Regions from separate parts of the Homo sapiens genome. Here region 2 is linked to region 1. The links are chromatin contacts, found by Hi-C or POLR2A ChIA-PET in ENCODE. All regions are on one chromosome and are shown on one strand. The core of a region is the stretch at or near the end of the contact, and the rest is flanking DNA. Distances in the headings are between cores, read along the strand shown.

The links. A loop is a pair of places that touch in the nucleus more often than their neighbours do. ChIA-PET counts read pairs that join two places held with the same protein, here RNA polymerase II (POLR2A). Pooled maps may share reads with other maps.
Region 2: a pooled map shows a loop between it and region 1 (16-fold over the local background). The contact joins the enhancer-like site here to the promoter of TMEM201 in region 1. A Hi-C loop is called at or near these places in 1 of 37 single-sample maps with no recorded cell type and 9 of 50 pooled maps. POLR2A ChIA-PET finds 5 or more read pairs at or near these places in 1 of 52 experiments (GM12878).

Annotation. Positions count from the first base shown.
Region 1 is chr1:9,587,034-9,590,781 of GRCh38, reverse strand. TMEM201 (transmembrane protein 201) reads right to left here and starts at 1,871. Exons shown (of 11, transcript NM_001130924.3): 1 at 1,739-1,871. The coding sequence starts at 1,851. RefSeq lists silencers at 1,426-1,495, 1,656-1,855, 1,866-2,275.
Region 2 is chr1:9,782,864-9,786,611 of GRCh38, reverse strand. The region is part of intron 1 of CLSTN1 (calsyntenin 1); the gene reads left to right. Among named protein-coding and RNA genes, the nearest start is that of CLSTN1, 39 kb to the left of the region's middle. RefSeq lists an enhancer at 1-288. Within about 2 kb of position 1,936, at least 2 of the 41 ENCODE cell types and tissues checked have a DNase peak (open chromatin) inside an H3K27ac peak, as active enhancers do; they include GM12878, where a contact is called at or near this core.

The sequences.
Region 1 (3,748 bases), core at 622-3,121:
GGTGAAACCCAGTGCTCTATGAGGACATCTTAAAGCATCCTGGGAAAGGCTGGCCCTTCTCGGCCCAATCAACAGCAAGGGTCTCAATGCCACACCGTGACCTGCTGGTGTCGTCAGGGGCGTGAAAGGACTTCCAGGCACCCTCCTAGTTCCCCTGGCACCAGCTAGCCCAATATCTCTCCAAGGCCCCAGACTCTTGTTTCCAGGAGATGGAGAGCTGTGGCCAGCAGGGCAGGAAGGGGAGACAGCATCCCTGAGGACAGCTGCAGTGTGTGGCACAGTGAGCCACCCAGTCCAAGTCCAGCCTCAATAAACACAACGGAGGTGCTGTGTGGCTGGCAGACTATCCCCTCCCCCAGGCTCTCATCCTTGAGGCAACACCCCCCATCCTGGGTTAGCTGAGAGGCGGCTTCGTCCAGGAAGAACACCGGGTGCTGGACCAGCTCAGCTGGCAACATGCTCTGGGAATGTGAGCAAATCACCTGAGGTCTCTGGACCTCGGTCCCCTGGGTATAAAACCACCGGCTTGGACAAGCTGGTCCTGCAGATGCTCAACTTCCAGGAATCCAGCAGAAACCGACATGGAGAGACTTGGGTTGTCAGGGACCTCTGGGCTGGGGTCACTCAATCCCCAGCTACCCTCCTCAGTCACATCTGGCCCATCCTCCAGACACAGCTGATGTCCCTCCCATGCCTTCCTCCTCTGGGAAGCCTCTGTGACTCAACCACCTGTACTTCTTTTTCCCCGTTTCCCCCCTGGAGGAGAGAAGCAGCACCGGTATGTGTTAAGGAAGAACAAACAGACCAGCCAGACGATCAGGGTTCAAACCCCAGCTCTGCCACTTGCTGCTGAGTGGGCAAGTCCCTTCTCCCCTTTTTCCTAAGGGTGTGAGCTCATTGCATCCCTTGCCGAAGCTGCAAACCCATCCACTCTTTCTAGGATGTTCTCACAACCCCACTTTCCCCCCTGCCCTCTGGAAAGGTGGATCAAGTGGAGAAACAGTAAGCTACCTGCGAGGCTCTGCTGAAGCAACAGGCCACTAAGCTTTTATGCCTGGCGATGGAGGCCGATGAAAGAGGCCGGATCTGAACCCGGGGGCCCGCATGGCCCGTGAGCCGGGCAGGGAGGAGGGTGGCCCCGGCCCGTCTTGAACTGTTTGGAGGCATCTCAGGCCTTGCCCACCTCTGGGAGGCAGCCCAGCCTCGGGGTCTGCCCTGCAGATTCCATCGGCTCAAACCATGATTCCTCTCATTAACAGCAAGTTACTGAGCCTCCCTGTCCCTCAGCTGCTCTAGCGTAAGCAGGGGCTGTGGCTCTGAAACGCGCGGATGCGAGGCGTGTAGAAAAACGCCCGGGACGTCACATGCCGAGCAGCAACCGCCAGCCGCGATCGCCAGCATCGCCGTGCACCGGGGCCCAGCACGGGGCTGAGGGCAGGGGCGGCCCGTGCGCACCGGCTCCAGCCCCCCGCGGCTCCCGGAGGAAGTTTGTGGCCCCCGCGCGGCGCTCTCGCCCGCGCCCCACGTTCCCGGAGTCCCCGCCGCTCCACTCGACTCCGCAGCCGCTTCCCGACTGCAGTCTCAACCCGGTCTCGGGGGGCGGCGGCGCGCGCCGGGGGTCTCCGCGCGCCCGCGGGCAGCCCGGGTCCCGGCCGAGGGGGGCAGCGGGCCGGGGCGGCGCGGGGGCGGGCCTGGCGGGCGGCGCAGAGGGCCGCGTGGGGCCGAACCATGCACTCACCTCCGCGCGATCCGGTAGAGCAACACGCCGGCCGCGGCGCACGCCGTGACCCCCAGGCCGCCGGCCAGGCCGGCCGTGGGGCAGCGGGCCAGCAGCGCGCTCACTCCCTCCATGGCTCTCCGCGTGGAAGGACGGCAGGCCGGCAGGGGGGTAGGCGGGTAGGCGGGTAGGCGGGTAGGCGGGCAGGCGGGCAGGCGGGCAGGCGGGCAGGAGGCGGTGACGCCGGGGGCGCGGGCCGCAGGCGGGACGCGGGGCGGCGACGCGCGCCTCCTCGCGCCGTGACCTTCGCCGCTTTGTAGCGGGCGCGGGCCCGCCCCCTGACTCGGCGCGCTCCCGTCGCGCAGCCAATCGGGACGAGGGGTGAGCCCGGGTGGGCGGGGCGGCGGCGGAAGCGACAGAGCCGGCCGGGGAGCGCCCCCGCGCGGCCGGAGGTGGAAGGCGGCGCGGGGAGGGCGGGGCACGGAGCCCTGTAGGAAAGCCCCGCCTTCTGCCTCCCGCGCCAGCCGCCAGGCCCGGAGGTCTGGCTGCAGACAGTCCACCGAGCTTCTGCTAAGGGGAGCATCTCCAGAGTACGCAACTGCTTGTAATTAGTCTTTTTCCCCCTCGCTAATCCTGTCTAGTCAAACCCAGCCTATGCGCCCAGTGCTGTTTAGCAGCTCCTTGAGCCGCTCTAATGGTTGAAAAACTAGCTTTTTAGAAACACGATCATCCACGGATAGGGACATGGTTGAATAAATCATAGGACAGCCATAGTTCGGAACATAATGCAACCATTAGAAAGAATGCCAGATCCAGGCAGGGCGCGGTGGCTCACGCCTGTAATCCCAGCACTTTGAGAGGCCGAGGCGGGCGGATCACGAGGTCAGGAGATCGAGACCATCCTGGCTAACACGGTGAAACCCCCTCTCTACTAAAAATACAAAAAATTAGCCGGGCGTGGTGGCGGGCGCCTGTAGTCCCAGCTACTCGGGAGGCTGAGGCAGGAGAATGGCGTGAACCCGGGAGGCGAAGCTTGCAGTGAGCCGAGATCGCGCCACTGCACTCCAGCCTGGGCGACAAAAGCGAGACTCCTTCTCAAAAAAGAAAGGAAAGGCAAGGAAAGAGAGAGAGAGAGAAAGAAGGAAGGAAGGAAGAAAGGAAAGAAGGAAGGAAAGAAGGAAAGAAAGAAAGGAAGAAAAGAAAAGAAAGCCAGATCTGGAGTTATTGGCATAGATGGATGATACATTGTTTTTAAAAAGCAACATGCAGGCAGGGCGCGGTGGCTCACACCTGTAATTCCAGCACTTTGGGAGGCCGAGGCGGGCGGATCACCTGAGGTCAGAAGTTCAAGACCAGCCTGGGCAACATGGTGAAACCCCATCTCTACTGAAAATACAAAAATTAGCCGGGCGTGGTGGTGCACACCTGTAATCCCAGCTACTCGGGAAGCTGAGGCACAAGAATCGCTTGAACCTGGGAGGCGGAGGTTGCAACGAGTCAAGATTGTGCCGCTGCATTCCAGCCTGGTGACAGGAGACTCCTTCTGAAAAAACAAAAACGACAACAAAAAAGCAACATGCAGGCCGGGCACATGGTGGCTCACGCCTGTAATTCCAGCATTTTGGGAGGCCGAGGCAGGCGGATCACAAGGTCAGGAGCTGGAGACCATCCTGACCAACATGGTGAAACCTGGTCTCCACTAAAAATACAAAAATTAGCTGGGTGTGGTGGTGGGCGCCTGTAGTCCCAGCTACATGGGAGGCTAAGGCAGGAGAATTGCTTGAACCCAGGAGGCGGAGGTTGCAGCGAGCTGAGGTTGCGTCACTGCACTCCAGCCTGGCAACAGAGTGAGACTCCATCTCAAAAAAAAAAAAAAAAAGAAAAAGAAAAAGAAAAAGCAACATGCAGATTGATTTTTAAATAATATCCAAAGCTTAAATAAAGCCTTATGTGCTTGTGGGAAGTGGAGAATAGTTAACACTGAACTGCAAACTGATTACCTGGTGGTGGGAGGAGATTCAAGGGGAAGAG
Region 2 (3,748 bases), core at 687-3,186, 200 kb before region 1:
GAGTGCAATAGCACAATCTCAGCTCACTGCAACCTCCACCTCCCGGGTCCAAGCAATTCTCCTGCCTCAGTCTCCTGAGTAGCTGGGATTACAGGTGCCCACCACCACACCTGGCTAATTTTTAGTGTTTTTAGTAGAGACGGGGTTTCGCCATGTTGGCCAGGCTGGTTTCGAACTCCTGACTTCAGGTGATCAGCCTGCCTCGGCCTCCCAAAGTGCTGGGATTACAGGCATGAGCCACCGCGCCCAGCCTCACCTTTCGTAGAACAGCTGCATTGTGTGTAACAGTATGTGGTGGTATGATGCTTGTCCTGGGAAAAGTGAATAAATGCAGGGAAAGTTTCACTGTACTATTAAAAAACTCAATTGTTCTGTTAGCTTAAGAATTTATTTGACACTTAATGTGTGTGTTTTTTGTTTGTTTGAGGCAGGTCTCGCTCTGTCACCCAGTCTGGAGTGCAGTGGTGTGATCTCAGCTCACTGCAACCTCCACCTCCCAGGCTCAAGCGATTCTCATGCCTCAGCCTCCCGAGTAGCTGGGAGGTCCCAAGTAGCTCCCAAGTGTACCACCATGCCTGGCTAATTTTTTCCTATTTTTTGTAGAGACAGGGTTTTATCATTTTGCCCAGGCTGGTGTCGAACTCCTGAACTCAAGCGATCCACCCACCTCAACCTCCCAAATTGCTGGGATTACAGGCATGACCTACCGTGCCCGGCCTTAATGTGTTTTTATTTTAAAAATTAACTTCAAGCTGGGTGGGGTGTCCCACACCTCTGAGACAGAGTGAGACCCTGACTCGGAAAAAAAAAAAAAAAGAAATTCACATCAATGTAATGCACAAATTATTAAAGTGGCTCTTTTAAAGTGTACAAGTGATTTTCATGTAGACATCATTGGTTTTCCTTAACGGGGTGGATGTCAGTCAGTGGTTCTCAAGGGAGGAGGGAGGAGGATTGCCCCCAGGGGATCTTGGGGAATGTCTGGAGACACTTCTGGTTGGCACATCTTGGTGGGGAGGCCGCGGACATCCAGTGGTTTTGAGGCCGGGATGCTGCTGAACGTCCCACAATGCACGGGACAGCCCCACAGCTAAACATTGTCTGGCCCAGAGTGTCCAGCTGTTGAGAAACCCTGATCTAAATAATGTCTAAGCTATGTATTTGGTGTTTCAATCAGCCCTTTAAAATTTAGTTTGTTTGGGATTCTGATGAAGAAATCCTTAAACCTGTGCATACAGAGATTCTTTGGCAGTGTTCAGTCTTTGGAAAAAAAAAAATAAGAGTAATTAAAAAATCTGTTTTACAGCTGGGTGCAGTGGGTCACGCCTGTAATCCCAGCACTTTGGGAGACTGAGGCAGGCGGATCACTTGAGGCCAGGAGTTTGAGACCAGACTGGCCAACATGGTGAAACCCTGTCTCCGCTAAAAATACAAAAATTAGCCAGGCACGGTGGATCACCTGAGGTCAAGAGTTCAAGACCACCCTGGCCAACATGGTGAAAACCCCTCTCCTCTAAAAATAACAAAAATTAGCTGGGAGTGGTGGCACACATTGTAGTTTTATTTCACTTCAGCCTGGGTGACAGAGCAAGACTCTCAAAAAAAAAAAAAAAAAGAATTTATGACTAGGGACAATACTTAGAGACCCAGAGATAATGCCTTTTTATATTTTGATTTTAAAACTGTGAATATTTTACCTGTTCCAAATGCTTTTTTGAGGAAAAAAAGAATCAGCTGGAGATTTTAAACTTAGAGTTTAAGATACTTTTCTACCCATGTCATCTTTAACAAGGGCCTACTAGCTCGCCTTTGGAAATTAACTAGCAGGATTTTAAAATCAAAGCCTGAGAACTTGGAGCATGCAAGGGCACCTGTCACCACCTGCTGGCAGTGTTCCTTAATTGCAGGTTCTTATGATAGACCAAGGTTTAAAAGTTGAATCTGCAAATGAAACCTGTAACATCATCTAGGATTTATAGGTGAGACGCCAACAGTCTCTTGCAATATTTAGCTGTTGTTTTTTAAGGGCAGACATGACCAACCTACGTGTCATGATAAGAGGCACACATCACACTCTTGTTTGAAACAGTGGGTTTCTTTTTTCTTTAGAGATAGTCTTGTTCTCCCTGAGGCTGGACTGCAGTGGTGAGATCTTGGCTCACGGCAGCCTGTAACTCTTGGGCTGAAACATTCCTCCTGTCTCAGCCTCCCGAGTAGCTGGGAGTACAGGCATGTGCCACCATGCCAGCTAACTTTTTTTTTTTATTCAAGAGGGAATCTCGCTTTGTCACCCAGGCCGGAGTGCAAGTGACACAATCTCTGCTCACTGCAACGTCTGCCCCCCAGGTTCAAGAGATTCCCCTGCCTCAACCTTCCGAGTAGCTGGGGTTACAGGTGCATGCCACCACGCTTGGTTAATTTTTTTTTTTTTTTTTTTTTGAGATAGAGTTTCGCTCCTGTCGCCCAGGCTGGAGTGCAGTGGCGCAATCTTGGCTCATTGCAACCTCCGTCACCCTGGTTCAGGCAATTCTCCTGCCCCAGCCTCCCAAGTATCTGGGATTACAGGCATCTGCCACCACGCCTAGCTAATTTTTGTATTATTATTATTATTATTTTTTGAGATGGAGTTTCACTCTTGTTGCCCAGGCTGGAGTGCAATAGTGTGGTCTCAGCTCCCTGCAACCTCTGCCTCCCAGGTTCAAGCAATTCTCCTGTCTCAGCCTCCCAAGTAGCTGGGATTACAGGCACCCGCCACCACGCCTGGTTAATTTTTGTATTTTTAGTAGAGACAGGGTTTCACCATGTTTGCCAGGCTGGTCTCGAACTCCTGACCTCAGGCCATCTGCTCACCTTGGCCTCCCAAAGTGCTGGTATTACAGGCGTGAGCCACTGTGCCCGGCCAATTTTTGTATTTTTTTAGTGGAGACGGGGTTTCACCATGTTGGCCAGGCTGGTCTCGAACTCCTGACCTCAGGTGATCCACCTGCCTCGGCCTCCCAAAGTGCTGGAATTACAGGCGCGAGACACTGTGCCTGGCCTAATTTTTGTGTTTTTAGTAGAAACAGGGTTTCACCACATTGGCCAAGCTGGTCTCGAACTCCTGACCTCAGGTGATCCACCCGCCTTGGCCTCCCGAAGTGTTGGGATTACAGGCGTGAGCCACTGTGTCCAGCCTAATTTTTTAAAACATTTTTTTGTAGAGACGGGATCACACCTTGTCACCCAGGCTGGTGTCGAACTTCTAGGCTCAAGCAATCCTCCTACCTGGGCCTCCCAAAGTGTTGGGATTATGGGTGTGAGCCACTGCGCCTGGCTGGAAACCGTGGATTTCTAGTTACAAAGTCTTCTTTACTTACAATCAGGTTTATCTTCTGATAAACCCATCTTTGTAAAGTCTAAAAATCCTAAGTTGAGCCACTGTAAGTGGGGAACCATCCATATGAGTGAATAAACCGGAAAGGAACTGTTCGTGTACTGGGTTGACTGATATCAGGGCCACCCTGGGACCTGTGGTTGGCGTCTGGGCTCTGCAACCAACCTGCTGAAATCCCCGTTACTTGTGAGACTTAGGCATGGGTCCAGCCTCTCTCTCTCTTTTTCTTTTTGAGATGGAGTCTCGCTCTGTCACCCAGGCTGGAGTGCGATGGCGCGATCTCAGCTTACTGCAGCCTCCGCCTCCCAGGTTCCAGCTATTCTCCTACCTCAGCCTCCTGGGTAGCTGGGATTATAGGCGTGTGCCACCACGCCC